Linked DNA regions of Homo sapiens: all the other regions are linked to region 5. A link is a loop called in an ENCODE intact Hi-C map of the cell type or tissue named here. Cell type or tissue: IMR-90. All regions are shown on one strand. Links, peaks and the distances in the headings refer to the core of each region. The heading gives the core; the rest is flanking DNA. Region 1 overlaps SERTAD1 (SERTA domain containing 1). Region 2 has its middle 20 kb from the start of AKT2. Region 3 overlaps SPTBN4 (spectrin beta, non-erythrocytic 4). Region 4 has its middle 49 kb from the start of ZNF780A. Region 5 has its middle 2.3 kb from the start of LTBP4. Region 6 overlaps SPTBN4 (spectrin beta, non-erythrocytic 4).

Region 1 (5,049 bases), core at 1-4,000, 180 kb after region 5:
ATAAAAACATCAAACATTTTATTGGGCGTAGGCTGTGTACGAGGCACAGTTTCTAAGCACGTCACTGTGTTAACTCATTTAATCCTATAACAGCCCTACAAGATCGGTAGTATTATCATCCCTATTTTACAGGTGAGAAAACCAAGGTTCCAAGATTATCACTTGAGGTGGGTTTTAAATTATGAACTTTTTTTTTTTTTTTTTTGAGATAGGGTCTCGCTCTGTCACCCAGGTTGAAGTACAGTGGTCTGATCATGGCTCACTACAGCCTCAAACTCCTGGGCTCAAGCGATCCTCCTACCAGGCCACTTTTTTTTTTTCTTTCTTTTTTTTTTAAGACAGATTCTTACTCTGTCGCCCAGGCTGGAGTGCAGTGGCGTGACTTCGGCTCACTGCAACCTCCACCTCCCAGGTTCAAACGATTCTCCTGCCTCGGCCTCCCAATTAGCTGGGACCGACTAATTTTTTATATTTTTTGTAGAGACAGGGTTTCACCGTGTTAGCCAGGATGGTCTTCATCTTCTGACCTCGTGATCTGCCTGCCTCAGCCTCCCAAAGTGCTGGGATTACAGGCGTGAGCCACTGTGCCTGGCCTTTTTTTTTTTTTCTTAAATTTTATTTCTTTTCTTTGCTAGCAGGAAGTCAAGGCAACTTTTTAAAAATGAAAGCAAGTCCTCGCCTGGAGTCTACCTGTATTTATTGAGGAGCGAAGGGGAGATTGCTTTCAGAATGGTCCCGAAATAAAAACACAAAACCTGGACCCTGGACAGATCCTCTCCAAGGAGCCCTGAGAGTCGGCTCTCCAGGAAAATGGGGGAGGAAAGGGGGACAACAGCCCATTTTTAAAAATAAAATTCACTCCTGGTCTTAAATCTCTGGGCAAAGGATAGGGACGCTTGGAGCTGTGTCTGAAATAAAGCCACTAGGCTTGGTAGCTGGACTGCAGAGAGGGAGCTCAGGGCAGGCAGCTGTGCCTTCCTTCTAGAAGAAACCCAGACCCGGACGAGCTGGGGCCACCTGCCCGTGTGCTGGGCCTGGCTGGAGCGCCGGGTGTCAGCGGCCGCCCCCGCGGTCCAGCCGCATTCCAGGCCTGGCTGGGAGGGGCCGCACACTCAGCGGCCTGGCACGGGACCCAGGCTGCGTCCTTCCTGACGGCCGCAGGGACAGGGCGGAGCCTGAGGGGGGGTGCACGGAGGGGAGGGAGTGTCACCGTGAAAACTGCGGGTGCGCATGGAGAGAGGCGCAGGGGGCTGGACGGTGACCCGAGGGGCCAGCGGGGCCTTGAGTGAGGGAAACGCCGCCATCGTGGGGTCCCAGAGCCTCGCTTCTGGCCAGAAGCCTCGGGGAGGCAGAGGCAGGAGTGGAGCTGGGCCAGATGGGGAGCCTGGGTCGGCCCCAGGGGCCGGGAAGGGGCGGGCAGAGTGGCGCTTCCTGGAGGAGCAGAGGAAGTTGTGCCCATTTCTGGAAGTGGATGAGGCGGGCCGCGGAAGCGGGTGAAAATGGCCTGCGGGGAGCTGTCGTCCAGGCTGAGGGTCTTCCAGGCGCCTGACTCCAACCCCGAGTGACTCCAGCCCCGGGCAAATGGGACTCGGACTGCTTTGCCGCAGACTCAAAACTTGGGCGCCTGGGCTGAGCTCAGCACCGCCCCCTGGTGCCCAGTCGGGCTCTGCGGTGCCGCCGTCTTGGGTTCCCCGGACATCTGTCCAGTGGTCGAGGGATCATGAACGCCCTCTGTTTACAACACTCTGCGGGCCTGTTTCTTTCTTTTCTTTTTCTTTTTTTTTTTTTTTTAGAGACGGGGTCTCGCTTTGTCGCCCAGGCTGGAGAGTGCAGTGGCGCGATCATAGCTCACTATAGCCTCGAATTCCTGGGCTTCAGCAATCCTCCCGCGTCAGCCTCCCAATTAGCTGGGGTTACAGGTGCACGCCACCACGCCCAACTGATTTTATTTTTATTCTTATTTTTATTTATTTATTTATTTATTATTTTTTGAGATGGATTCTCGCTCTGTCGCCCAGGCTGGAGTGCAATGGTGCAATCTCGGCTCACTGCAGCCCCTGCCTCCTGGGTTCAAGCAATTCTGCCTCAGCCTCCCGAGTAGCTGGGATTACAGGCGCCTGCCACCATGCCCGGCTAATTTTTTGTATTTTTAGTAGAGACAGAGTTTCACCATGTTCGCCAGGCTAGTCTTGAACTCCTGATATCAAGTGATCCGCCCTGCCTCAGCCTCCCAAAGTGCTGGGATTACAGGCGTGAGCCACCATGCCCGGCCGATTTTTTAAATTTTTTGTAGAGACAGTGTTGCCCTATGTTGTCCAGGCTGGTCTCGAACCCCCAGGCTCAAGCAATCCTTCCACCTCAGCCTCCCAAAGTGCTGGGATTCCCGTGGGCCTGTTTCTTATTCTTTCCTTTCCCCGCTTTTTCAAAGAGATTGGGTCTCACTGTGTTGTCCAGGCTGGAGAGCACTGTCTGTACAGAGGAGTGATCATAGTGCTGTACAGCCTTGAACTCCTAGGCTCAAAGGATCCTCTGGCTTCAGCCCTCAGAGTGGCTGGGACTATAGGCACAAACCACTGTGCCCAGCTAAGGACCTGTTTCTGATGTCTCCGAGGCCCAATATGGGGTGAGCTGATCCTTCCGTCTGCCCCTGTGCCTGCTTTGCCACTGATGGCCCCTCTCCCCAGAGCCTCTAGGTACAGTTGCATAGGTTGTGCACTGCATATAGGCTCCGTATGTAAGGGGCTGCCACTGGTGTTCCAGGTACCCTGCATTTACATATTTATTACAAGTTTCCCAGCAGATGGAGGTCAAGTACCTCCAGGAAGGGGCATGTCTTTTACACAAAAGCACCATATGGGCTACATCAGCCCTGGTCCCGTCTGCCCGGTGCCCTCAGGTTTATGAATGGCTCATGTGTGAGGACCTGCCCCTCTCTCCCCATGTGTCACCCCCAGATGGGTTGTGCAGGCTCCCTGGCTCTGGTGTGCTGCTCCACCCTCAGGCTCAACCCCAGGAGGCCACACCACCTTGGCCAGCAGACTCCAGGGCCCACACCATTCCTAGCTGAGCCGCCAGCCCTGGCACAACTGCCACCTTTCACAGAGCCTCTGTGTATGCTCGCCATGACGCCCCCTAGGCCAGCTTTCCTCCATGGCATTCACAGACCACCCCCAAAACACACACACACACACACACACACACACACACTCTCTCTCTCTCTCTCACACCTGGAAGAGCTGTGACCAGCTATCTTGTCTCTTTTTCCTCCCTCCCTTCTTCCTGTCCTTCATTCAGCAAAAATTTATGAGCACACACCTACTGTGTGCCTATCCCTATGTAAAGGGTAAATCTGACCACATCTCTCCCCTGCCCCTGGGCCCTTATTACCCCACTTCTCTGGGGTCTGAATTCTGTACTTTCCAAGGCTCACCTTCTACCTCTGTCCCTATTCATTAGACACTTATTGAGTGGCCGGGCATGGTGGTTCACGCCTGTAATCCCAGCATTTTGGGAGGCCGAGGCAGGTGGATCACAAGGTCAAGAGATTGAGACCATCCTGGCCAACATGGTGAAACCCCATTTCTACTAAAAATACAAAAATTATCTGGGCAAGGTGGCGGGCCTGTAATCCCAGCTACTCAGGAGGCTGAGGCAGGAGAATCACTTGAACCCGGGAGGCGGAGGTTGCAGTGAGCCGAGATTGTGCTGCTGCACTCCAGCCTGGCGACAGAGCGAGACTCCATCTCAAAAAAACCAAACCAAACAAAATTAAAAAACACTTATTGAGCACCTATGGTATGCAGTCCCGGCACACTTTAGAAATCTAACAGAGATATTATTGAAGCAGTAAGCTGGAGAGAAGAGACTGTTCCTGAAAGCCAGACTGCCTGGGTTTGAACCCCAGCTTTGGCCAGATGCGACGGCTCACGCCTGTAGTCCCAGCTACTCAGGAGGTTGAGGTGAGAAGATCACTTGAGGCCAGGAGTTTGAGGCTGCAATGAGCCATGATTGCACCACTGCACTCCAGCCTGGGTGACAGAACAAGACCCTGTCAGAAAGAAAGAAGGAAGGACGGAAGGAAGGAAGGCAGGAGGGAAGGAAGGAGGGAGGGAAGGAAGGGAGAGAGAGGAAGGAAGGAAGAAAGAAAGGAAAGAGAGAGAAGAAAAAAGGAAGGAAGGGAAAGAAAGAAAGGAAGAAAGAAAAGAAAGAAAGGAAGAAAGAAAGAAAAGAAAGGAAGAAAGAAAAGAAAAGAAAAGAAAAGAAAAGAAAAAAGAGTTACCGCTCTGTGGCTGTGTGACTCTAGGCAAGGTACTTAACTTCTCTGAGCCTCGGGGTCCTCACCTGTAAACTGGAACAGTAACAGTATCTGCCCCAAAGAACTATTGTTCTGGTGGGCAAGGAAACAGCAAGGGTCACTGAGAGAGAGACCCTACAACATTTTCAGGGATCTCTAAGCTGCTGGGTTTGGCTGGAAGGAGGAGGAAAGCAGTAAGGTAAATGACAAGACTGGAAGGGTCCGCAGGGGCCAGGGCATATAGGACCCTGGATGGGGGACTTAACTCTGAAGATGCTGGGGAGTCATGAAGTAAAAGGATCCCTTCACTAGGTGGGTGGCATCGTCGGGGAGGTGACACTGGAGGCCAGGAGCCCAGGATCCCAGGGGTGGAGAATCTGGGGAGGGACGGAGCAGCTGTTGGGAGGGAAGAGGCACTCAGGAGGCCCAGCAGACAGGCTGTGGGACTGACAAGGCCTGGAGGAGGGGTCTCAGACCAGGCTCAGGGCTCTAATCAGGGGACTGGGAGACACTGGGGCCATCCCTGAGATGGCAACTGGGGAGAGAAGCAAGTCTGGGGTTGGGGCTGAGGCCAAGGAGGGACCCAGGGGGTGCAAGAGGCTGGGGAGACACCCAGGGGAAGGCATGGAGCTGCCCGGGCCCTGGGCCGGGAGCTCAGGAGAGAGGACTGGGGTGTGGGGGTGGGCGTGAACGGTGGGATCGAGGGAGACACCAGTGTCCCTTGGCTGGACTGGGTGGGGCGGAGTGGCTAGGCC
Region 2 (5,255 bases), core at 624-4,623, 290 kb after region 5:
CCTGGCATACAGTGTTGATACCTAATTTTATCTCTGAAATTTCCTGTAATCCCAGTACTGTGGGAGACAGAGGCAGGTGGATTGCTTGAGCTCAGGAGTTCAATACCAGCCTGGGCAACAAGGCAAAACCCTGTCTCTACAAAAAATACAAAAATTAGCCAGGTATGGCGGCTACTAGGGAGGCTAAGGCAAGAGGATCCCTTGAGCCCAGGAGGCAGAGGTTGCAGTGAGCCGAGCTCATGCCACTGCATTCCAGTCTGGGTGACAGAACGAGACCCTGTCTCCAAACAACAAACAAACACACCTGCTCGGGTATGGTGGCTCATGCCTGTAATCCCAGCACTTTGGGAGGCAGAGGTGGGTGGATCACTTCAAAACAAGAGTTCGAGACCAGTCTGGCCAACATGGTGAAACACAGAGTCTACTTAAATACAAAAGTTAGCTGGGCATGGTGGCATGCGCCTGTAATCCCAGCTACTCAGGAGGCTGAGGCACAAGAATCACTTGAACCGGGGAGGCAGAGGTTGCAGTGAGCCAGGATTGCACCACTGCGCTGTAGCCTGTGACAGAGCAGGACTTCGTCTCAAAAAAAAAAAAAAAAAAAAAAAAAAGGGCCGGGCGCGGTGGCTCACGCCTGTAATCCCAACACTTTGGGAGGCCCAGGCGGGCGGATCACGAGGTCAGGAGATCAAGACCATCCTGGCTAACATGGTGAAACCCCGTCTCTACTAAAAATACAAAAAATTAGCCGGGCTAGGTGGCGGGCGCCTGTAGTCCCAGCTACTCAGGAGGCTGAGGCAGGAGAATGGCGTGAACCCCGGGGGGCGGAGCCTGCAGTGAGCCGAGATCGCACCACTGCACTCCAGCCTGGGCAACAGCAAGACTCTGTCTCAAAAAAAAAAAAAAAAATTTTAATGACATTCTTACAGGCTATAAAATAACTTTTTTGGTAATGCTTTATTTTAGTATAATTGTAAACTTTTAGAAAAGTAACAAGAAGCCTGATGCAGTGGCTCACACCTGTAATCCCAGCACTTTGGGAGGCTGAGGCTGGCAGATCACCTGAGGTCAGGAGTTCAAGACCAGCCTGACCAACATGGTGAAATCCCGTCTCTATTAAAAATACAAAAATCAGCTGGGCGTGATGGTGGGTGCCTGTAGTCCCAGCTACTCAGGAGGCTGAGGCAGGAGAATCGCCTGAACCCGGGAGGCGGAGGTTGCAGTAAGCCGAGATCTCGCCACTGCGCTCCAGCCTGGGCAGCAGAGTGAGACTTGGTCTCAGAAAAAAAAAAAAAGTAACAAGAGTACAAAGGATTTCTGTATACTCTTTACCCAGATTTGCCAATTGTTTACAATTTGTTCCATTTGTCTTACTGTTCCCTCTTCTCCCCTCCATAAGGATACATGCATCATCTATATCTATTGTGTTATGAGCCATTTGAGAATTAGGTTGGAGAACATCATGTGTCTTTCTTTACCTCAGGACACTTGTGTGTAGTTCCTAAGATCAAGAACATTCTCTTTCCTTTTTTTTTTTTTTTTTTTTTTTGAGACAGAGTTTTGCTCTTGTCGTCCAGGCTGGAGTGCAATGGTGCGATCTTGGCTCACTGCAACCTCCTTCATCTGGGTTCAAGCGATTCTCCTGCCTCAGCTTCCCCAGTAGCTGGGATTACAGGCGCCCACCACCACGTCCGGCTAATTTTTGTATTCTTTAGTAGAGATGGGGTTTCACCATGGTGGGCTGGCTGGTCTTTGAACTCCTGACCTCAGGTGATCCACCTGCCTCAGCCTCCCAAAGTGCTGGGATTCCAGGCGTGGGTCACCATGTCTGGCCGAACATTCTCTTTCATAAGCACAGTACAACTATCAAAACAAGAAATTTAACATGGACATGATACTTTTATCTAATGCAAAATTCATGTTCCAATTTCATCAATTGTCCCAATAACGTTCCTTATTGCTGTTTTTTCTCCTGGCTTGGAATCCAATTCAGGATCACATGTTACATTTATTTATTTATCTTTTCCGAGACACCCTGGTGACTTAACATGTTGCATTTAGGTGTCGTGTAAGAGCTTCCTTTTAGACAGTGAATGTTCAAATATAATGGTCCCGCAAATTGCTCTAGGAAGACTTGATGCCTGCAAGACATAGCTGGGTTTCTGCAGGGATGACCAGCTCATGTGGCGCCATCTTGTGGCAAGTGAATAGAGTTTATAAATCCACTGGGCAGCTGTGAAATTTTTCTCTTCTTGAAAAAGATCAGGTGGTGTTTATATTATTTCAGTTTTTCTTAGTAATGTGGGAGGCTGTGTTGTAAGGATTTTTCTATTTCAAATCTACCTTTTTTTTTTTTTTGAGACAGAGTCTGACTGTGTCGCCCAGGCTGGAGTACAGTGGCACGATCTTAGCTCACTGAAACCTCTGCCTCCCAGGTTCAAGCGATTCTCCTCCCTCAGCCTCCTGATTAGCTGGGATTACAGGTGCCCACCACAACGCCTGGCTAATTTTTGTATTTTTGGTAGAAATGGGATTTCGCTATGTTGGCCAGGCTGGTGTCGAACTCCTGATCTCAGGTGATCCGCTCTCCTTTGCCTCCCAAAGTGCTGGGATTACAGGCATGAGCCACCGCGCCTGGCCTAATTTTTTGTATTTTTAGTAGCAGGCTGGTCTCAAACTCCTGGCCTCAAGTGATCCGCCCACCTCAGCTTTCCAAAGTGCTGGGATGACAGGCATGAGCCACCGTGCCTGGCCAACTCGGTAAACAGACAAGTTCAGACCTGGAATAAAAATCAGCCTAGTACAGAGCTTTAACCTTCCTAATCAAAACTGCATTTGGTAAACAAATATTTTTTGATCCCCAAGTCCCAACTATGTGCCTGGTGTAGGGGAGCAAAAAATGGCTTCCCTGTACCCTTCTAGGTTCTTTGACTGGGCTACATATTAAATTGACATAAGGCAGATTAACAGTAGAAAAAAACTCATTTTAATTAAGTAAGTATGCACAGGAGCCCCACAATATATGAGATTCAAAGAAGGGCCAGATGATTGAAGCTTATATAGCATCCTGAGCTACAGAAAAAAGAGGGGCTTGCGGCTTCTAGGAGGTGGTGGTGACCTAAATTATGGGAGGGTGCAGGGAGGAAGTGTATGGTGAATAAAAGTTGTCTTGTTATGCAGATTATAAGTCTCTTAGTTAAGAAAAGTTGTCCCAGAAGAATAGATCTGGGCGTGGTGCCAACCTCCAGTCTCATCTCCTGTGATCTGAGCTCATCTTTCCTGATTGAGAAGATTCCTGGGGAGGGGATTCGTGACACTGAAGTTCCTTTTGGAGGATCCGTGTTTAGGTAGATAAGGGAAGGTCAAAGAAAGTCCTCCCTGCCCTTGCTGTTCCCCAGGTTCCCTCCATTTGAAGTAATCAGTCTATCAAAGGGATGTATTTTGGGATGGCATTTCTCGAACTTCTTCATTTCTCCTATCTGAAACTTCTCTAGAAGTTCCACATGCTAAAAGTTGATTTGGTGGTGGATGACAGAAAAATCAGATTAGTGTTTGAATAGTATGAGACCTGGGACTAGGTCAGTCCAATTAATCAGTTCTGTCTCATTCCAGGAGGTGGTGTGGCAGGTGGGCTGCCATCACAGTCAGGCCTCTGTATGGCACAAGCAAACAGGTATTTAATAAGAGGAAACAAAAGAATAAGGTTAATGTTTGCAGCAATCTGTAAACTAGTTTCTGAGCCTGGAGGGCAGCCAATTGACATGATTTCTAGATGCTGGATCAAAGCATTTTCAGTTGGAGTAGGGGCAGGCAGTGATAATTTGACACAGATTTTCCTGGTTGCAATTTGCATTAGGGGTTCCAGTGAACTTTTTTTTTTTTTTTTTTTTTTTTTTTCAGACAAAGTCTCGTTCTGTCGCCCAGGCTGAAGTGCAGTGATGCGATCTCGGCTCATTGCAACCTCTGTCTGCCAGGTTCAAGCGATTCTCCTGCCTCAGCCTCCTGAGTAGCTGGGACTACAGGCGCATGCCACCACGCCCGGCTAATTTTTTGTATTTTTAGTAGAGACGGGGTTTTACCGTGTTAGCCAGGATGGTCTCGATGACCTTGTGATCCACCTGCCTCGGCCTCCCAAAGTGCTGGGATTACAGGCATGAGCCACTGTGCCGGCCTTTTTTTTTTTGAGAGTCTCGCTCTGTTGCCCAGGCTGGAGTCAGTGGTATGATCTCCGCTCACTGCAAGCTCCGCCTCCTGGGTTCACGCCATTCTCCTGCCTCAGCCTCCCAAGTAGCTGGGACTACAGGTGCCCACCACCATGCCCAACTAATTTTTTGTATTTTTAGTAGAGATGGGGTTTCACCGTGTTAGCCAGGATGGTCTCGATCTTCTGACCTCGTGATCCCCCCACCTCGGCCTCCCAAAGTGCTGGGATTACAGGTGTGAGCTACTGCGCCTGGCCTGTTTTTTTTTTTTAGATGGAGTTTTGTTCTTGTTGCCCAGGCTGGAGTGCAATGGCACAATCTTGGCTCACTGCAGCCTCCGCCTCCCAGGTTCAAGCGATTCTCCTGCCTCAGACTCCCAAGTAGCTGGGATTACAGGCACCCGCCACCCCGCCCGGCTAATTTTTGTATGGGGTTTCACCACGTTGCCCAGGCTGGCCTTGAACTCCTGACCTCAGGTGGTCTTCCCACCCCGGCCTTCCAAAATGCTGGGATTATAGGTGTGATCCCAGTGAACTTTCTGATTAGTTTGTATATTGGTAGGCATGAAGGTGGTGTATACCTAAGTGTTTGTGGTGATTTATCTGAAGTCTCTATCAAGTCTTCTAGTTTTAGCTTGCAGGGCTTCAGGAAAGGAAGTCTTACTTTCAGTAACTCCAAGTCAGAAGGGAGAAAGACTGGAAATGTTAGTTTGGAGAGTCATAGCCAGACATTTGAGGAAACTGGAAGAATTCAGGATCCACTCAAGTTTCCAGGTAAATAACAAACCCTCCACAACAATGAACTAGAATCTAATAATGGATACACTATAGTTTTCTTCTGAAACATGATTTTTCTTTGTACAGTCACCCCCATTTCTGCCAGACACAATCACAATGAGATCAATTTGTTGCCAGGAGTGGTGGCTCATGCCTGTAATCCCAGCACTTTGGGAGTCGAGGCAGAAGCAGATTGCTTTAGTCTAGGAGACCAGCCTGGGCAACATGGCAAAACCCCATCTCTATAAAAAATACAAAAAAATCAGACGTGGTGGCA
Region 3 (5,255 bases), core at 623-4,622, 70 kb after region 5:
GAAGCCCCCATATCTAGCCCCAGTTCCTCCAGTATGGCCAGATAAACCCCCCAAACAACCTCCCAATTAAAGCCAACTCTAGCTCTCTCTAAACTAACCCTCTAATCTGGAGTAGACCCATCCTCCATAATCGAGATCTAGCACCCCTAATGAGCCCACAGGGCTCCCCAGTTCTAGCCCTGGGACTCTAAGACCATAGATCCCCAAACCATGACCAGTTCTAGCCCTCAACCAAAGCCAACCCCAGCCAAATGTGAAAAACAAAGCTGTGTTCTGGCTCTCCAAACCAGTCTACCCCAAAATCTAGCCACAGACTCTCCATCGTGGATCAGATCGGACCTCCCAAGCCCGGCCAGCACCCCCACCCCTACAACTAAAGCCAGTTCTAGTCCTCCTACCCACCAACAAAACCAGTCATCCAAAACGCAAGCACCAAGAGTGGGCCCCTCTCACGGCACTAGAGAGGATCAATCACAGGCTGCTTTTTGAGCCTCCCCCAACCCCCTCCAGTAAAAAACCAGACTTATCCTCCAAGCCAGAACTTCCCCACTCATGACCAAACCTGGCACCTGAAACAGTTTGCTCCTCCCCTTTCTCCTCCCCACTCCAGTCACAAGATCCTCCCTCCTCCCTCCTGCAAAAAAAAAAAAAAAAAAAAAAAAAAAAAAAAAAACAAACACTGGACTCCAGCTCCGCGGTCCCGGGAGGCAAATGCAGTCATAGCCAAGGACAAATCCCAGATCCCCAGCCGGCCAAACCCCAGCCCATGTCCCCTGAGCATGTGCTCCCCAGGGGTCCAGGACAGCATCACACTCCTTCATACACACACTAGAACCAAGTCCAGTGCTGAACCCCCCAACTCAATTCACAGGTTCCCGACGTGCAGGGAAGAGTCCAACGGCAACCACAGCCCGCAGTGAAAGCAGAGCCCTTAAAGAGATGGTACCCCATCCTCAAAGTAAAGCCCCCTCAAAAGTGATTCCTTCATGATGGAGGGCAAAACCAGACTATCCAACAACCCAGGAAAAGCCCCACAAAGTCAGAGCCCCCTAGACCCAGAGAAAATCCAAGGCCCCTCATCTTCCAAGGCAGAGCCCCCCAAAAGTGATTCACCTCCATCATCCAAGGCTGATACAGATCCTCCCAAAACAAGAAAGAAACCCCCCAAAAGGTTGAGAAACCCCCAACCCCAGGGCAAATCTTAGATGCCCCATTACCCGGAGAAGAGCCCCCCCTCGAAAGGCTGAGACGCCCTGAACCCTTAGGGCAAATCCAGATTACCCTAGAAGTGGTCTTAGAAGTCCCCCCGCTTCGCTCCCCTCCCTTGGGGGCCGGCCCCTCAGTCCCGCCCGCGCCAGCACCGCGGACAGCTCCCGGCGTCCTTGCCCCTCCCCCAGGGTGGGGGTCCGGGCGCCTGCCCGGCCCGCCCCCGCGCCGCCCCGCCCCTCCCTCCCGCGGCCACGACGGGCGGGCACGCGCCCGAGCCCCCTCCCCTGTCTGCGTCCGCGGGGTGCGCGCCAACCCCCTCCCCTGGGCGCCCCCGAGACCTGAAGCGGCAGTGGCGTTGGCGGGGCGTCCCTGCAGCGGGCGGGCGGGTGCTCGCCCCTCAACTGCGACGGCAGCGGCAGCGGCGGCGAAGGCTGAGGCTCCGGCGGCCGCGCGCCCCCTCCCTCGCCCCCGCGCGGCGGCCGCGCGCCCGCCCGCGTGCGCCCCCTGCCTGCCTCCCTGCCCGCCTCTTTGCGGGGCCCCAGGTGGGGGTGCAGGAGGAACCACCACTCGCCCCAAGGCTTCGGGTGGGGGGCTTCTGCGCCATCTCAGATGATTGCTGCCTGATCCAGAACAATCTCATGAGGGATGGGGGGTGCTCCTGGACCAAATCTAATGCCGGGAGGGAGCGCCTGGGGCTTGGACTGCCTCACTAAGGGAGTGGGGATTATGGTGAGGGGCTGGGTGGGGGCCTCCTGAACCATCTCTAATGGGAAGAAGCTCGGGCTCCTGGCCACCACATGTGGACAGGGGATATGGGAGGGCGACCTGGAACATCTCACAATCTCCAGTGGGGGCGAGGGGGAACAGGGGGTTCCTCCAGTGGCTCAAGTCCCGGCCTACCCCAGTTATGGGGGAGGGGGGCACGGTATGGAGGCCCTTGTTTATTCCGTGTGCGGAGAGAACAATCTCCCATGGGTGTTCAACATAGGGGGGAGGGTCGAATCGTCTTTAATTGAGGCTGAGGGGTTTAGGGGTTAGACCTGGTTCCTGAACCAGCTTTGGTTGGAAGAAACTTAGGTACGGGGTGATGATGGAGGAGGGGATGATCCTGGGTCACACAGATGGAGGGGCTCAGGGCCAGGCCTAGCTCTGTTTAGGGTTTAGGAAAATGTTTACTAGGCCATCTCTAATGTGGCCAAAGTCTAGAATCGTTTCTATGGAATGCAAGGGAAGGAGGGGAAGACAGCAGGTCTCCTGAACCGTCACTAATAAGGAAGGGGGCCTGGACCATCTCGGATTAGGGGAGATCGTCCCTAATGTGTGCAGATCATCCCTAAGGGAAGGGGCTTGATTACTGAACACCTTTAAAGGGGCGAGGGCTTGGTTCAGAGCCATCGCTGGCTGCAGGAGGGCGCAGGGCCGCTGGCCCCCCCACGGCCCTCGGCCCTTATCCCCACCGCCCGCCCCGCCCCTCTCCTGGGGTAGAGCGATTCTCACAAATCTCAGGAGAGAAAGGTGAGATCAGCGCGCGTCCCCGCGGGACCCGTAGGCGCGGACACGCGCGGTTGCCAGGGGCGCCCGGGGCCCCTCCTTCGTTTCCCGGAGTCGGCGTGGGCGGGCAGGGACTTGCGGAGCATGCGCACTGAGACCCGGCTCCGCGCGCCCCCTGGCGGCTTAGAGCGAGCATCGCTCCGCGACCCACTTAGACGGGGCGTCCCCACCCCCACCTCGGCCGAGAAGCACTTCCCTCCCGACTAAAGGGGATGTCTCCGTCCCCAGCACACCTGGAGTTCCTACCTCGTGGCAGTCTCGGAGGAAGTGCTGCAGCTCAAGTTGGTCATGTAGCTTTTGCATCCATTGCTGGGCCCGTAACTGGTTTTCTTGGTTCCTGGGGATGGGGAGATAAGGGCTGGGGAAAGGCCCCGGGTTGGGGGGTGCGGCGCTGGCAGTAGGACTGTGAGGGCACTGGGCTGGGTAGGGGAAGAAGGGCGTGGAAAATATGTAAGAGAGAGGGAGGAATTAGTGGGGCAAAGCCAGGGACGCAGGGACGGGGCTGAAGAAGGGCAGAGAGAGAGACAGACAGAGGAAGAGAAAGGGAGAGGCAGAGACAGGCACTTAGAAAGAAAGAGATATAGACGGAGAGAAAAAAAGGCAAGTCCAGAGAGAAAGATAACAGAGAAGTAAAGACAGACATACCTAGGGACAAAAACAAAACAAAACAAACGAGAAAGTGAGAGGAGACACCAGAAAGAGAGCGAGAGAGAGAATAAAAAAAGACGAGAAAAGAGATGGAGCAAGGCAGAGCCAGAAAGAAACTCAGGGAGCAGCAGACGACGAAAGAGAGGAGGCAGAGAGAGGGAAAGTGACAGGAGGAGTCCGGTCAGGGACAGCCCAGAGAGAGACAGGCAGAGGAGTGGCAAATGCCACCAGGAAAAGACAGCCCCACAGACGACAGACAGACCAGGGGGCCGCAGAGTTGGAGAGAGGGAAGAGAGCAGAGTGTGGGGAGAGATGACAGCAGAGTCGCAGAGAAGCTGAAGTGGGCACTCCTGCAGGCAGAGCGAGGCCCTTGGCCTGACTGAACTGACCAGGCTGGACCCAGGCCGTACCACTCTGGAGCCGGCTGGGACCATGGGCCCCGGGCAGTCTGGCCTCCTGCCCACAGTGCAAGGCAAAGTGCCCAAGAGGCCTGGTGGATGGGGCTGGGGCATCCCACATGGGCTCCCATGCATCCCTGTCCTGTTGCTATCTGTCTCCCCCAGGGAGAGAGAGAGAATGAGACTATCCTCCCAGGGTCTCCATGAGAGTCCTTAGAGATCCTCCCAGGGTCTCCATGAGAGTCCTTAGAGTCCTTTTTTTTTTTTTTTTTTTTTGAGATGGAGTCTCGCTCCATCGCCCAGGCTGGAGTGCAGTGGCGTGATCTCGGCTCACTACAACCTCCACCCCCCAGGTTCAAGCGATTCTCCGGCCTCAGCCTCCCAACTAGCTGGGATTACAGGCGCCCACCACCAGGCCTGGCTAATTTTTGTATTTTTAGTAGAGACGAGTTTTCGCCATGTTGGCCAGGCTGGTCTCGAACTCCTGACCTCAAGTGATCCACCCGCCTTGGCCTCCCAAAGTGCTGGGATGGGAGTGAGCTCCTGCACTCGGCCAATCTCAGAGGCCTTTCTGACCTACCAGGCCCCACACCCCCACCTTTCCAAACTCTTATTCTCCTTGCACTCTTCCCCCTCACTCTGTGGTAACTGTACTGCCCTTCTCGCTGTGCCTTGAGCAAGCCTCAGGCCCTTGGCACTAGCCGTTCCCTCTGCTGGGAATGCTCCTTCCCCCAACATCTACTCAAAGATCACCTTCTTCGTGAGGTCCCTCCTGACCACTCCCCAACACTTTCTGGCTTTCTTCCCTTCTTTAATTTTCTCCTTAGCACTTAACGCAATCTAACACGTGCTATATGTTACTTATTTATCTTGGCTGTCTCCCATGCTAGGATATATCATTTCCATGAGGGCAGGGATTTTTGTCTGTTTTGTTCATAGATGTGTCCCCAATGCTTAGAAAAAGGGCTTGGCATACAGTACACGCTCGACTTATATTTGTTAAATGAATGAATGCAAGAAACACAGTGGCAGAGAGAAAAAAGATGGGAGAAACAAAAGTACAGTATCTGTGAAAGACAGAGGCAGAAAAGACAGGGTTAGAGAGGTGCAGATGGAGGGAGAGAAAAACGGAGAGAAAAACAGAGAGGGAGCAGGAAACAGAGATACAGAAATAGATGGATAGATGGAAGCAAAGAGACAGAGTGTATAGGAGACAGTTGCAGAGACAGAACCAGAGAGAAGGAACAGGAAGGGCCTGAGACAAGCAAGCGAAGCACTGACTGCCTCCTGCCCAACTTAGCTTAGGAGCCAGGAAAGATAAAATGCCTCTGAAATTGAGCTGAAATCAATCTTTCCAGGCCTTCAGCAGCCAAACTGTCAAGCATCAGTCCTAGAGATGAGGAAGACCCTGAGTCTCCATGAGGGTGAAAGAACAACAGAGTAGGCCGG
Region 4 (5,255 bases), core at 495-4,494, 460 kb after region 5:
TTACTTGGAAAATATAAACCAATGAACATATGTATTCATTTTCCTCTCTATTGAGCAAAAGGTACATCCTGTTCATACCAATTTGCACCTTGGTTTTTTCACTTAACTACATCTTGGAGGTGACTATATATGTGTGTACACATGGGCCGGGTGTGGTGGCTCACGCCTGTAATCCCAGGACCTTTGGGAGGCTGAGGTGGGCGGATCACTTGAGGTCAGGAGTTCAAGACCAGCCTGGTAAAAATGACAAAACCCCATCTTTACTAAAAATACAAAAATTAGCAGGGCGTCATGGTACGTGCCTGTAGTCCCAGCTACTAGGGAGGTTGAGGCAGGAGAATGGCTTGTATCCTGGGAGGTGCAAGTTACAGTGAGCTGAGATCGTGCCATTGCACTCCAGCCTGGGCGGCAGAGCAAGACTGTCTCAAAACAAAACAAAACAAACAAATAGTCAAAAAAACAAAACAAAAAAACACGTGTGTACACACTTGTACATACACACACATCACATATATATGTAATCTTAATATATCTTATTTTCACAGCTGTACAGTGCTCTGTATTTGTGGATATAGCATAGTTGAATTAAGCAGCACCCTCTTCATGGCTATTGCAATAGTTTCCAGTTTTTTGCTATCATGCGTAGGGCTCCAGTGAAGAGGCACGTTCATATGAAGTTTCCTATTTCTGTCTGTGTCTTTGGACCTAATTCCTAGAAGTAGGATTGCTGAGTCAAAGGGCAAATTCACTAGATATTGCCAAATTCTCCTCCATGGAGGTTTTATCTTTTTATATTCCATCAGTAAAATGGAAGAGTCCCTGTTTCCCCACAGCGTTGCCAACAAGAGGGCTGTCCAACATTTGGATTTTTGCTAATCTGTTAGGTGAGAAATAGGATCTCAGGGCAGTTTTAATTGTGTTTCTTTTATTATGAGTGAGGCTGAGCTTTAGTTTATTTTTTATTTTTTGAGACAGGCTCTTGCTTTGCCAGTCAGGCTGGAGTGGAGTGGCACAATCTCGGCTGGCTCATTGCCACCTTCGTCTCCCAGGCTCAAGCGATTCTCCTGCCTCAGCCTCCTGAGTAGCTGGGATTACAGGTGCATGCCACCATGCCTGGCTGCACCATGTTGCCTGGCTGCAACATGGCATGCACCATGCCATGTTGGCCAGGCTGGTCTTGAACTCCTGACCTCAGGTGATCTGCTTGCCTCAGCCTCTCAAAATTCTGGGATTACAGGTGTGATATTTTATTTTTTATTTTTTGAGACAGGGTCTTACTCGGTCACACAGGCTGGAGTGCAGTGGTGCAATCATAGCTCACTGCAGCCTTGAACTCCTGGGCTCCAGCAGTCCTCCCATCCTCCCACCTCAGCATCCCGAGTAGCTGGGATCACAGGTGTGTGCCACCACACTCAGCTAATTTATTTTATTTTATTTAGAGACAAGGTCTTGTCATCTTGCTCAGGCTGGTCTTAAACTCCTGGGATCAATCAATCCCCTCACCTTCCCTTCGAAAGTACTGGGATTACAGGGATGAGCCACTGTGTCTGGCTATTTTTATAAATTTAGGTGGCATTTGCATTTTTTAACGTGAACTCTCTGTTTATGTATCTTGCCCGCTTTCAATAGGTTTCTTGTTTTTTTTCCCTTAATTTTTAGACACTTTATATTTTAGGGATTTTAACTCTTTCTCTTCTGTGATATAAGTGGTAAATATTTTTCTTATTTTGTCATCTGTAGTTTTTGGTTGTGTATGGCTTATTTTGTGGCCACGCAAAAGGTTTTTGTTTTTTTTTTGTTTGGTCATTTAACAAAATTCTCTTTTATGGCTTCTGGATCTTGAGTAATAGTTTGGAAAATTTACACCCTCCCCGGTAATGAGGGAACTCACCAGTGTTTTATTATCTGTGAGGCTGTGTTTTTTCATTTAGATCTTTGATATGTTTAGGATTTAATCTGGTATATGGGGTGGGAAATGCATTCAAGCTTCTTTGTTTTCACGTGGTCATCTAGTTGTTTCTACACTACTAAATTAAAACCTTTTCTAAAGTCCCTTCCTGAATTAGAAATTACTATATCATCATATAAATCTCCATCAGCAATTGCTTCTGTCTTTGGATTTTCTAACCTTCTTTTGATCTGTCTGCTTATTTATGCATCAGTAACACATTTTAAAATATTGTTTTTATTTACTTTTTTTTTTTTAGCCCCAACCATGGCAAGGGCACATATTGTTTTATTTTTATTGTATTATTTTTATTATTTTTAATTTTTCTGATACGGAGTTTTGTTCTTGTCACCCAGGCTGGAGTGCAATGGTGCAAACTCAGCTCACTGCAACCTCTGCCTCCCGGGTTCAAGGGATTCTCCTGCCTCAGCCTCTCGAGTAGCAGGGATTACAGGTGCCCACCACCATGCCCAGTTAATTTTTGTATTTTTAGTAGAGATGGGGTTTCATCATGTTGTCCAGGATGGTCTCAAACTCCTGACCTCAGGTGATCCACCCGCCTCAGCCTCCCAAAGTGCTGGGATTATAGGCATGAGCTACCACGCCTGGCCACTTATATCGTTTTAAGTATTTGGTAGAGCTACTGCCTAAGTTGGTGGCAGCCACGGCTGCTACTGCTTCTTTCTAGCTCTGGGGCAAAAAAAGAAAACACACACACACACACACACACAAACACACACACAAAACCCTTGATGATATCTGTATTGGGATTGCAATAAATTTGTAAACAAACTCAGAGGCAATTGAGTTCATGATGCTGGCAGCCTGCTTCTATCCTTGGAATTCTGGTGCCATCTAGTCGTCATTATGTGCAACAACAACTTTCTGAATTTCAAAAAGAAAATCTGGGAGGTAAAAGCAGTAAACATTTATTGTCTCACACACTTTTTGTGGGTCAAGTATTTGAGAGCAGCTTATCCACATGGTTCTGGTTCGAAGGCACTGGCCTGGGGTTCAGTCATCAGAAGGGTTTAAAGGAACTGGAGAATGCCCTTCCAAGGGGGCTCACTCACACTCCTCTGGGTCCACTTGCTCTAGGGGAAGCTAGGCCACATGATGGGGACTGTGGGGAGGGCCAGATGGTGAGCAAGTTAACGCAGAGAGTGAGGTGGAAGCTGTAATGCTAGATAATTTTAGACTTGCAGAAAAGTGCAGATAGTACAGAGAGGTCCCACATATCTCTCATCCTGCTCCCCCTATTGTTATTAGCATAGCACAATGATCAAAACTAGGAAATTAACATTGGTATCACAGTATCAACTAAACTACCAATCTTATTTGAATGTTAACACTTTTTCTATTGATGTCCTTTTTTTTTCCTTTTTTCTGTTCCAGACTCCCATATTGTGTTCAGTTGTTGTGTCTCTTCTAGACAGGAACATTTCCTCTGTATTTGCTTGTGTTTCATGACTTTGACACTTTGCTTTTTTAAGAGGTAGGGTCTCTTTCTGTCGCCCAGGCTGGAGTGCAGTGGTGCGATCATAGCTCACTGCAACCTTCAACTCCTGGACTCAGAGGATCCTCCTGCCTCAGCCTCTTGAGTAGCTAGGACTACAGCCACATGCCATGGTGCCCGGCTAATTTTTTTTGTCAGGATGGGGTCTCACTGTGTTGCACATGCTGATCTTGAATTATTGGCCTCAAGCAATCCTCCTGCCTCAACCTCTCAAAGCTTTGGGATTATAGGTGTGAGCCACCATGCCCAACTGACTTTGACACTTTTGAATGGTACTGATCAGTTAGTTTATAGGATATTCCTCAATTTGGGCTTGTCTGACATTTTCTCATGACTGGACTAAAGTTATGAGTTTTTGCCAAGAACGCCACAGAAATGATGTTGTGTCCTTCTCAGTGCATGATATCAGGAGGCACCTGATGTCAGTGTATCTTATTGCTGGTGATGCTGACCTTGATCACTTAAATTGCTGTATGCTGCACATCTCCACTGTAAAGTTACTATTTTCCCCTTGGTAATTAAAAACTATCTTGAAGGAGATTTTTTGAGACTATACAAGTCTTTTTCCTTCTCAAACTTTTGCCCACAAATTTTAGCATCCATTGGTGGATCTTGTCTGCAACAGTTATTGCTGTGACATTTGACTAATGGTAATTTTTCATATTCCTTTCTCCTTTTACATTTATAAATTGTAAATCTACTGAAAGATAGAACCATCCCTTCTCCTCATGTATTTATTTTTTTATTTCGATCCATGCAGAAGTGTGATTTATTTATTTATTTATTATTTTTCAGGTGGAGTCTTACTCTGTCACCCAGGCTGGAGTGTAGTGTTGTGATCTCTGCTCACTGCAACCTCTGCCTCCTGGGTTCAAGTGATTCTCATGCCTCAGCCTCCTGAGTAGCTGGGATTACAGGTGTGTGCCACCACACCTGGCTAATTTTTTTTTTTTTTTTTTTTTTTTAGTACAGACAGGGTTTCACCATGTTGGCCAGGCAGGTCTCAAACTCCTGATCTCAAGTGATCCACCCGCTTTGGCCTCCCAAAGTGCTGGGATTACAGGTGTGAGTCACTGCACCCGGCCGAGAAGTGTGGATATTTATTTTATTCTATGGATTAAAACCTGATATTGAGAGACTTACATTTCGACAGTCTGCTGGGTATGAAATGGTATGCCGTTGTGGGTTTTCCCCTTCTCTTTGTGGAGAACAGAGTCTTGCTATGTTGCCCAGGTGGGTCTTGAACTCCTGGGCTCAAGCGATCCTCCCACCTCGGCCTCCCTAAGTGTTGGGATTACTGGTGTGAGCCACCGTACCTGGCCTCATTGTGTGTTAATTAGAATATTCTGAATACTGATGAGTTTGGGCATCTTTGGCCTTTCCTACTGTGGCCTCTATGAAGTGCTTTTAAAAAATCCTGCTCTTGCCTCTCCAGGTCAGGATGTTAGGCTCACTGGACAGAGAAGAGTCTATTTTTTTGGGAAGTTGGCATGAAATACTTTAAGAACCTGTTAATAAGGTAAATGCAACTTCTAGGCTTTGCATAACCGTCTATATGCTGTTGAGGGCTGTTGTTGTTTGAGTTCTCTGGAAGCAGACACTAAGATGCAGTTTGGGGTGCAAGAGACTTATTAGGGGTTGACGCCTGTGGAAGGGAGAGGGGAGCCAGGGTTGAGCAGATGGAGAATTTGAATTAGACGTGGCACAACCTTGGCCATGGTCAACCCTGCAAGAGCTCTGCAGCATAGATAGCTGCTGTGGTCTCAATGTGTCCCCCACAATTCGTGTGTT
Region 5 (4,000 bases), core at 1-4,000:
GGGGCGGGCGGGTTTCCCCCCAGACAGAGCTGAATCCATAAAGAGGAAATCCATTAAGAGTAGTGGGGGCCACATTTGGGGAGACAGCTAAGAGTTGATCCTCTTCTGCCCGGGGCACAGAGAAAGGGGCTTCATCTTGATAGGGGGCTATCATGGTACATCTGGACAGCCAGGTGGGACATCTGAGGGATGGGAGAAGGGTCGCTACACCTGGGCACATAAAGGAATTGGGCGTCTAGATCCTGGGCAGGAGGCTGGAGGTGGGGGGGATACATGTGAAGATGTAGCCACATCTGGCCAGAACGCCACACCTGGCGGGAGAAGTCACAATGGATAAAGGGAGGCTGTGGGCGGGGGTACTAACATCTGGCCCGAGGCTCACATCTGGAAGACTTTAGGGGGAGGGGTCACATCTGGGCTGAAGGCTACAGCAAGAGGAGGGTTTTGAGGGTGTTTGAGATGAGGGGTGTTCTAGACTAGGGGTCAAGAGCTGGAGCGGGAGGAGGGCAGGGGGAAGATTCGGGAAACAGGAGGAGGCCTTTGGCCCCCAGCCGCCCCACAATCTTGAGCATTTGGTGCCCAGGCAGGCGCCAACCCGCACAATCGCTTTTGTTGTCTGGGCTGGTTCGGCGGAGCTTTCTAACGGGCCAGCGCCCTCCCTCTTCGGCCGCGGGGAGCCCGGACGCCTGGCTTCCCGGCCCCACCCCCGCGGGTCAGTGCCTCTGGCCTGTGTCTGGTCCTGTCCCGGGCTCACCTCGCACGGCCGGACGCTGGGGTCCCTAGAGGGGGCCTCGTCCTGGGGGTGGGTGCTGAGCTACAACGGGGGGCGGGTAGGCGGCGGCTGGACCGTGGGAACCAGACGGCTTTATCTGGCCCGGAACCCCCCTCGCCCCAGGCGGAGGAAAGGCGGATGTGCTTACCCGGGGCCTTGCCAGCGGGGGCACGCTGTGGGGGCCTCCTTCTCAGTAGTCCCCGGCCCCCTGGCCCCCGGGGCCGCCGCCGCTTCAGTAGAGCTCTGGCCTCCTGGAGCCTGGGTGGGAGAGGACGGAAAAGCTGCTGTCACCGGGTTAAACTGACCTCCCCACCAAAGGGCCTCCATGCCAGGAAAATGTCTTTCAGTAGCGGCTCTGCCCAACCCTCCCCCCACAACACCTATTTATGGGGACCAGGCCTCTAGTGGGAGAGAAACAAAGACCCTGAGAGAAAGAGAGATGATGGGGGTTGGGGGAGAGAAAGAGAGAAGGGGCAGAGAGACTTAGACATAGAGGCAGGCAGTGAGACACAGGGAGAAAGAGAGAGAGGAAAAGAGACAGGTAACTAGAAAGAAACAGAAAGAGACAGAAATAATGCAGAGATGGGAAGAGCCTGAGATAGGCAGGCAAGGGATGAAATAGAAACGGACAGACAGGCTGATAGCAAAAGAAAGAGCCGGGGAGGGAGGGGGGAGAGAGAGGGAGAGGGGAAGGGAGGAGGAGCGGAAACGGGGGCAAAGCTAGGAGTTCCTGAGGGAGGATTTGGTAGGGGAGGGACTGCCCACTCACGTCAGTGGCTGCCAGTTGAGGGACACCTGTCTCTTCCTCACGCTGGGGCTGGGACTGGGCACTGCAGGCACTGGGTTCAGGCACCGCTGGGGGCCTGCACACTTTTTGGGCTGGCAGCTTCGGACCCTGCAGAAGGCTTCGGAGACAGCCAGGGACTAAGTGGGGAAGGAGGGGACCAAGTACTTCTCTACCAAATGCATCCAGCTCTCCCACTGGGATGAGGGGAGGGATGGGGAGCTCCCTGCCCCTCTCCTCCTATTCCCTTTTGCCCCCTACTCATACTCCATCTTCCAGAACCCACCTCGGATGCAGCGGCTCCTCCTAGACGTCTGGCCCGGGCAGCAGCGACAAACAGCAACGCTATAAATAGTGGAGTGGAAGTCACTCAGGCCCCTAGCACCCCAGAACTCTGCAAAGGAGGGCAATCGGGGAGGGGAAACCAAGACGCATCCTGAGGGGGCTTGAAACAGGTATATGACTAACGAGGTTCTTCTCCCCACGCCTCAGTTTCTCCATCTGTACAATGGGAGGCAAATTGGCTTAGACTTCGGGCTGAAGGGCACAGAAACCGTACTTTTGTCTTATGAAGAGATTTTGGCGTACGATTTTATTGAAAAAATACGTTATTTTAAAGCCTTTTAAAAGTGATTAAAAAACAAAAACAAAAACAAAAGACTCGATTTCTAAGAGCATTTCTAAGCCCGCACTGTCTGGGAATCTAGAACCCCGCCCTCCCGCACATCCCGGTCCGGGACTCAGACGCCATCCTGAGCCTGGCCGACAGGTGGCGCCATTTTCACAGGCCTCGGCAGCTGGGGAGGGAAGGCTCTTCCCTCTGACTGTGGGTCCAGCAGGGTGCTGAGGTGGAGGGGGATAACGGGAGTCACAGTCCAGGACTGAGAATCCCAGAGCCTGAGTTCTAGCCCGTTCTTGCCCTTCCACGATGTGTGTCCAGAAGCCAGCGTTTCTTGGTCTTTGGGCCTCAGTTTCCCGCCTGACCAGGAGAAAGGTGCCGTTCTTGCAGACATCTCCCAGCCCAGAGGGTCTCAGTGGCGGAGCTTCCAGCTCCGGTTCAAGTGCGTCGCAATGAAGGGGCCCCCCAGACAAGTCCATTATCCCCAGGCTAAGGGGGTCTAGAGACGAGGGCGCGCGCCCAGACCCCGAGAGGAGAGCAGTGGGGGGGTGCAGAGAGGGGGGTGTCCAGCGCGTGGGCCCCTCTCAGGTGGGTGGGGCCGAGTGGAGGATGAGGCCATCTGGTGGGGAGCCTCGGGGATCCCCGATCTTGCCGTCATCCCTCCCGCCTTTTCTCCAGGTTAACCCCTTCCCGGCCCCGCCCCCGCCGCGGCTCGGGTTACTAAACGCATTCGCAGAGACCCAGGCGGGAGAGGAGCCCGGGGCCTTTGTAACGGAGCGCTGGGCCGCCAGGCGGGGAGGGTGGGTGGGGGTGCTGGGCAGACGGCTTCCTTCAGTCCCGTCACCCGCAGACAGGAAGGGCGCCTATAGCCCCCAGATCTATAGGGAATCCTGGATCTCTCGCGGTGAAATCACTGGAGCCTCATTCAATCCCAGAGTCCTCTAATTCTAGGAAACTTGAGCATCCCCAACCGTTCTGAAGCCTGAGGACTCCCCCACCCGACCCCACTCCCCACAAGCCCCTCCACCATCAACGCAAGAGTCTATGTCTTCCTGACCAATTCGAAAAACCCAAAGGTCGCTTTTCATGAACACAGAGCCCCCAAATCCTAGAAAACCAGGACAACTCAGCGGCCTCATAAAGTCCCTCCAGAATCCCCCAACACCTTTCCTCCTTACGCGCCCAAGAAACTTGGGGCGCTCCATCCTAGCTCGAAGACCCCACACGTCTCTATCATTCTAGGAGAGCTCAGCCCCCCACCCCCTGCCCCAATAAACTAGAGACCTTTCCCCGAACTAACCCCAGGATTCTCTGGAGACTTAGCCTTCTCCACCACAATAAAGGGGACTCTTTCCCCTAAAAATCTCAGTACTCCCCGAATCTAACCCCTACAAATTGAGGGCGCCTAATAAATCCAAGGGCCCTCTTTGCATCTCCACATCGAAGCAGTGGGTTCGAGTTTCCCCTGAATCCGAAAGCCGTGGTCCTCCTGGACCACCAGACTTATTGGGTGGAAGGGGCACAAGGAAGCAGGGGGCTTACCTGGCCGGGCGGCTGGGGACCCCCGGGACCTCGACGACCTGGCTGGGGCTGGGGCTGGGGCTGGCGGCGGAGGTGGCGGCTGCGAAGAGCGGCAGCAACAGCACCAGCAGGAGGGGGCGGCGGCCGCTGGTGCCAGGCCTCGGCATCGTGTCGGGCGCCGAGTCCCGCTCCGGGCGGGCGGTCTGTCCAGCGGGTCAGGCTAGCCCCGGCCCCGCCCCTGCCCCCGCCCCCGCCCCCGCCCGAGGCCGACTCACTTTCTCCACAGTCCAGCCACGGGCTGCGA
Region 6 (5,255 bases), core at 670-4,669, 58 kb after region 5:
AAAATAACAATTAAAAAATTAAGTGGTAGCAGATTACCACAAATGACTGCAAAACAAAACCCCAAACTCAAGAACCAAGCCAAGACTTCTTGATTCAAAGTTCTGTAGTGCAGAGTTGTTGGTTTTGCCTGCCCAAAATCCATCCTCTCCTTCCAAATACATCAAAACTCACTCTCAGGTCCTGAGCTTCCTGAAGGGCAAATGAAACCTAGAGAGTCATGGGTAATCACATGACCCAAGTGGGGCCAAGCAGAACACTGAAAACACCCTGGTCATAAAGATTGGGTCAGATATGAGCACGTAACCTTAGATGGGCCAATGAAAACTCTTCCCACTTTTTCTTTTTTGGTAGAGGTGGGGTCTCGCTGTGTTGGCCAGGCGGGTCTCCAACTCCTGGCCTCAAGCAATCCTCCCATCTTGGCCTCCTAAAGTGTGGGATTACAGGTGTGAGCCACTGTGCCCGGCCACTCTCCCCATTTTCGCCAGGAAAATGTGTGTGCACAGAAGAGATGCTCTCTTTCCCATGGGCTTCCTAAGTTGGGAGGAGGTAGGCCGGGCATCCTGGGGTCATCCTGCCAACATCAGGGACTCCCTGACCATGAGGCCAACACAGAAGAAAGCGGTGCTCAGAAATGAAGACAAGGAGATTTGTGAAGACGTAATTTGAGTTACTGATCACTCCACCCCTCAGACCCCGAGCCAGCACCTTCATAAATTGAAGACATAATTTGTGAATTATGAAGACATAATTAGCTGAGATCGCGCCACTGCACTCCAGCCTGGGCAACAGAGTGAGACTCTGTCTCAAAAAACAAAAAAACAAAAACAAAAAAAAAAGGAAAGAAAGAAAGGATGGGGTCCCTTGCCTTGAGTCCCAATAAGGCAAGGACTGGGACTGTATAGTCCCTGAATGTGCACTCCTCTCCTAGGCCATGCTGAGCTGGATACAAAAACATGGGACAGAGAAGCAGAACAGGGGGGAGGAGGGTGTTTCCTTGGCCAGAGAAAGAGCTTTGCTTAGGGTGGGGGTGGGCCTGGAAAAAGTGTGGGGTCCCCAGGGACAGAGCCTGGCAGCTGCAAAGCCTCTAGTGCATTTTCTCATCTGGCAGGAGACCAGTCCCCCATCTCTCCAAGCAGGAGCCTGTGGCTGAGGCCGACCAGCTGGCCAGGTCCCTGAGGGCTGGGGAGCCAGGACTTGAGACTCCACCATCTGGCTTCTTGGCCAGGAAGCACAGCTTGGCAACAGGCCCCGAGAGAGGATTCTGGGTCACGTGGCCAGGACCTGGGAGGTGGGGTCCCAGAGAGCCTGCTGCAGCAGCGGGTGTGGTACGGGATGAGGGAGAGGACACAAGGAGGACATGAGGAACACGGGAAGGAGGCAGAGACAGAGAAGTCAAATAAAAAGAGACAGAGAGACTGGGGTGGTGGCTCATGCCTGTAATCCCAGAACTTTGGGAGGCCAAGGTAGGCAGATCACCTGAGGTCAGGAGTTCAAGACCAACCTGGCCAACATGGTGAAACCCCATCTCTACTAAAAATACAAAAATTAGCCGGGCGTGGTGGCTCACGCCTGTAATCACAACTACTTGGGAGGCTGAGGCAGGAGAATCGCTGGAATCCGGGAGGCGGAGGTTGCAGCGAGCTGAGACTGTGCCATTGCACTCCAGCCTGGGTGACAGAGTGAGATTCCGTCTCAAAAAGAAAAAATAAAAATAAAAAAATACAAAAATTAGCCAGGCATGGTGGCGGGTGCCTGTAATCCCAGCTACTGGGGAGGCTGGGGAATCGCTTGAACCTGGGAGGCGGAGATTGCAGTGAGCCAAGATCGCGCCACTGCACTCCAGCCTGGGTGACAGAGTAAGATTCTGTCTCAAAATAAATAAAGAGACAGAGAGAAGGGAGTGAGAGAGTAGGACAGAGAGGGACACAAAGGGAAGAGAGAGACACAGAGATGGCGACGGGAGGACAGGAGAGAGGCTGAGGGGGACAGATCGCTCACACACTGCACACCACTACACCCCTCAGACCCCGAGCCAGTACCTCCCTCAGCCCAGCCTGGCCCCAGTGCCCTAAGGGTGGATGGGACAGCCAGGAAACGTGCCAGGCTGGATGGCAGCCAACCCCTCTCCTGTGTATGCCCCAGGGGACAGCAGGGCCTTGGCAGGTCCCTTCCCCAGTAGCAGCTCCTGAGGGGCAGCTGGGCTCCGTCTGGGTGCCCTGGCCCACACAGTCACTTCCTGCCTCGGGCTCCCTCTGCTGGGAAAAGGGCCCAGGAGTCTCGTGCTGGAGCCTGCCTCTGGCACCCATCACTGTGTGACCCCAGGGCCACTCCCTTGTCTCCTCTGGGCTTCAGCCCCTCCCTTGAACAATGGGGACCCCCATCTCATGGTTTGCTGGGCTTGGTTGAGACTGAACCCCCTACAGGGAGGGAAGAGCTAACTCTGTACTCTGGCTAAAGCAGGAGGCCCCAACTCCTTCCTCTAAAACCTAAATAGTACAAAAGAAGGTCAAAGATGGTCAAGCTCGCCAGTAGCATTGGAAAAAAATACAAATACACACACTGCAGTGAGATACCACTTCCCAGCCATCGGACTGAGAAAGATCTAAAATGTCTGACAAAACCAAGTGTTGGCAAGGACGAGAGGAAACAGGAGCTCATGTGTACTGCTGGGGAGAGAGTGAGCAGCCACAGAAGGACCTGGGCAGGCAATTTGGCAAAAGCAAGTGAGCTAAAGATGGTTCTAACTTTTAACACTATATAAATATTTCATTTACCACCTCCAAATTACTTTTCTTTTTTTTTTTTTTTTTTTTTTTTTTGAGATGGGGGTCTCACTCTGTCGACCAGATTGGAGTGCAGTGACACGATCACAGCTCACTGCAGCTTCAACCTCCTGGGCTCAAGTGATCCTCCCACTTCAGCCTTCTGAGTAGCTGGGAACACAGGCATGTGAATCTCGCTATGTTGCCCAGGCTGGTCTGGAACACCTGGGCTCAAGCGATCCTCCTGCCTTGGCCTCACAAAGTGCTGGGATTACAGGCATGAGCCACTGTGCCCAATCATCCATGTTGCTTTTTTAAAATGTGTTTTGGGGCCAGGTGCAGTGGCTCACGCGAATAATCCCAGCACTTTGAGGGGCTAAGGCAGGAGGACTGTTTGAGCCCAGGAGTTTGTGACCAGCCTGGGTAACATAGTGAGACCCCATCTATCAAAAAATAAAAATAAATTAAAATTAAAAAGCAGCATGGAGAGGGGTAAATGCCCCAAATGGAATATGAACAAAAACAAATGAAGTAACCGTGTATCACATAAGTAACAACCAAAGGGAAGGTGAAACAACTAGCTTTTGAAAACAGTAGAGTGATGGTGATATGCTCTCAGTTTTATGACAGTTAAAATTAAAGACTGGCCAGGCACGGTGGTTCATGCCTATTATCCCAGCACTTTGGGAGGCCGAGGCGGGCGGATCACTTGAGGTCAGGAGTTTGGGACCAGCCTGGACAACATGGCGAAACCCCATCTCTACTAAAAATACAAAAATTAGCCGGGTATGGTGGCGGGTGCCTATAGTCCCAGCTACTCGGGAGGCTGAGGCAGGAGAATCACTTGAACCCAGGAGGCAGAGGGTTGCAGTGAGCCGAGATTGTGCCACTGCGCTCCAGCCTGGGTGACAAGAACAAAACTTGGTCTAAAAAAAAAAAAATTAAAGACCTGTGAATAAATACTGAATCTTAGATTTGTTGGGTCAGCAGTTCTGAAACCACTTAATGCATTATGTCTTTTCACCTTCACAATGTCCTTATGAGGTCAGAAATATCATTATGCCCATTTTACTGAAGAAGAAAATGAGGCACAGCCAGGCGCGGTGGCTCATGCCTGTAATCCCAGCACTTTGGGAGGCGGAGGTGGGTGGATCACTTGAGGTCAGGAGTTTGAGACCAGCCTGGCCAACATGGTGAAACCCCGTCTCTACTAAAAATACAAAAATTAGCCAGGCGTGGTGGCAGGTGCCTGTAATCCCAGCTACTCAGGAGGACGCTGAGGCAGGAGAATCACTTGAAGCCAGGAGGCGGAGGTTGCAGTGAGCCGAGGTCCTGCCACTGCACTCCAGCCTGGGCAACAGAGTGAGACTCCCTCTTAAAAAAAGAAAAAGAAACTGAAGCATGGAGAGAAAAGTAACCTCCTTGGGCTATCCAGGTGATAAGGCACAGAGCCAGGGCTTGACCCAGGCAGCCCAGCGCCAGCATCCATGCCCTTCACTGAGATGCTCTGCTGCTTCCCACACTCCTGCTATCCACCAGGGGGTGAGCATTGAGGTCCTTCCCATTGCAAGGAGAAGGCATCCAAGGCTCAGAGGGAGAGACGAAGGCAGCAAGTGGGAGAGCTGTGACTCAGAACCAGACCTGCTGGAGTCCCAAGTCTGTGCCTTCAGCCACTGCAAAACACTGCTGGGGAAGAATTAGTAATCACTGCAAGATAATTATGAATCCTAGCAATAGGCTGGGGCAGTGGCTCACGCCTGTGATCCCAGCACTTTGGGAGGCCGAGGTGGATGGATGCTTCAGCCCGGGATCTTGAGACCCATAGTCCAAGCTTCTTCACCCTGCCCTGTGCAGGACTGACCTGCATGGACCAGCCCTCCTGTCCTCTGGCTTCCATGTGGGTTGGCCTCAAACATGGCTTATACTTTTCAGTGCAAAATGAAAACACAAGGTCCCTTGTTCAAATATTTATTAAGAATTTTATCCAGGGGCAGTGCTTCACCCCTGTAATCCCAGCACTTTGGGAGACTAACGTAGGAGGATCACTTGAGGCCAGGAGTTTGAGACCAGCCTGGGCAACACAGTGAGGCCCCCGTCTCTATAAAATACTACAAAAATTATCTGGGCGTGGTGGCACACGCTTGTAGTCCCAGCTACTCAGGAGGCTGAGGTGACAGGTTCACTTGAGTCCAGGAGTTCAAGGCTGCAGTGAGCCATGATCACGCCATTGCACTTCAGCCTGGGTGACAGAGGTAGAAACTGCCTCAAAAACAAAAAAATTCAAGACATCAATAGTAGGGCATTAAACCAAGCATGGAGCCCTGTGTCACTGCACGGGCAAACACCCATGAAGCCAGCCCTGGCTGACAAAGGGAAGCCCAGAGGAAAGTGAGTCTGGGGTATTATCTCCCCAGCTCTTCCCTGCTATGGTGCCATGGTCTGGCTGCCGTTCTTTCTTTCTTTCTCTTTTTTTTTTTTTTTGAGACAGAGTC

The links. Hi-C counts contacts between places; a loop is a spot of excess contacts. Peaks named below come from ENCODE experiments on the same cell type or tissue, not always from the same donor. Only the 100,000 strongest peaks of a DNase experiment are listed, where the experiment ranks them.
Region 1: it touches region 5 in a loop (6-fold over the local background); 22 of 110 quality-filtered maps call a loop at or near these places.
Region 2: a loop joins it to region 5, with 13 times the contacts of the local background. A loop is called at or near these places in 53 of 110 quality-filtered maps.
Region 3: a loop joins it to region 5, with 15 times the contacts of the local background. A loop is called at or near these places in 91 of 110 quality-filtered maps.
Region 4: a loop joins it to region 5, with 4 times the contacts of the local background. A loop is called at or near these places in 7 of 110 quality-filtered maps.
Region 6: it touches region 5 in a loop (10-fold over the local background); 77 of 110 quality-filtered maps call a loop at or near these places.

What each region holds. Positions count from the first base shown.
Region 1 is chr19:40,417,412-40,422,460 of GRCh38, reverse strand. SERTAD1 (SERTA domain containing 1) reads left to right here. Exons shown (of 2, transcript NM_013376.4): 2 at 1-872. Among named protein-coding and RNA genes, the nearest start is that of SERTAD1, 6.1 kb to the left of the region's middle. RefSeq lists a silencer at 1,103-1,192 and enhancers at 1,483-1,602, 1,268-1,768. In IMR-90, for the core only: a CTCF peak has its summit at 1,650 (motif pointing left); DNase peaks (open chromatin) are centred at 1,120 and 1,500; H3K4me3 peaks cover 1,062 bases; H3K27ac peaks cover 1,494 bases.
Region 2 is chr19:40,302,446-40,307,700 of GRCh38, reverse strand. It overlaps a transcript of C19orf47 not described here. Among named protein-coding and RNA genes, the nearest start is that of AKT2, 20 kb to the right of the region's middle. In IMR-90, for the core only: a CTCF peak has its summit at 2,193 (motif pointing left); a DNase peak (open chromatin) is centred at 2,160.
Region 3 is chr19:40,526,883-40,532,137 of GRCh38, reverse strand. It overlaps SPTBN4 (spectrin beta, non-erythrocytic 4), which reads right to left. Exons shown (of 36, transcript NM_020971.3): 18 at 3,007-3,097. Among named protein-coding and RNA genes, the nearest start is that of SHKBP1, 47 kb to the left of the region's middle. RefSeq lists a silencer at 2,641-2,960. In IMR-90, for the core only: CTCF peaks have their summits at 1,723 and 2,880 (motif pointing left); a DNase peak (open chromatin) is centred at 2,847; H3K4me3 peaks cover 425 bases; H3K27me3 peaks cover 618 bases.
Region 4 is chr19:40,137,536-40,142,790 of GRCh38, reverse strand. No RefSeq gene overlaps it. Among named protein-coding and RNA genes, the nearest start is that of ZNF780A, 49 kb to the right of the region's middle. In IMR-90, for the core only: a CTCF peak has its summit at 2,796 (motif pointing left); a DNase peak (open chromatin) is centred at 2,780.
Region 5 is chr19:40,597,098-40,601,097 of GRCh38, reverse strand. It overlaps a transcript of LTBP4 not described here. Among named protein-coding and RNA genes, the nearest start is that of LTBP4, 2.3 kb to the left of the region's middle. RefSeq lists an enhancer at 2,427-2,486 and a silencer at 3,901-4,000. In IMR-90, for the core only: a CTCF peak has its summit at 2,321 (motif pointing right); DNase peaks (open chromatin) are centred at 2,337 and 3,987; H3K4me3 peaks cover 1,443 bases; H3K27ac peaks cover 1,081 bases.
Region 6 is chr19:40,538,380-40,543,634 of GRCh38, reverse strand. The region is part of intron 20 of SPTBN4 (spectrin beta, non-erythrocytic 4); the gene reads right to left. Among named protein-coding and RNA genes, the nearest start is that of SHKBP1, 36 kb to the left of the region's middle. In IMR-90, for the core only: CTCF peaks have their summits at 2,257 (motif pointing left) and 4,311 (motif pointing right); a DNase peak (open chromatin) is centred at 1,174; H3K27ac peaks cover 203 bases; H3K27me3 peaks cover 382 bases.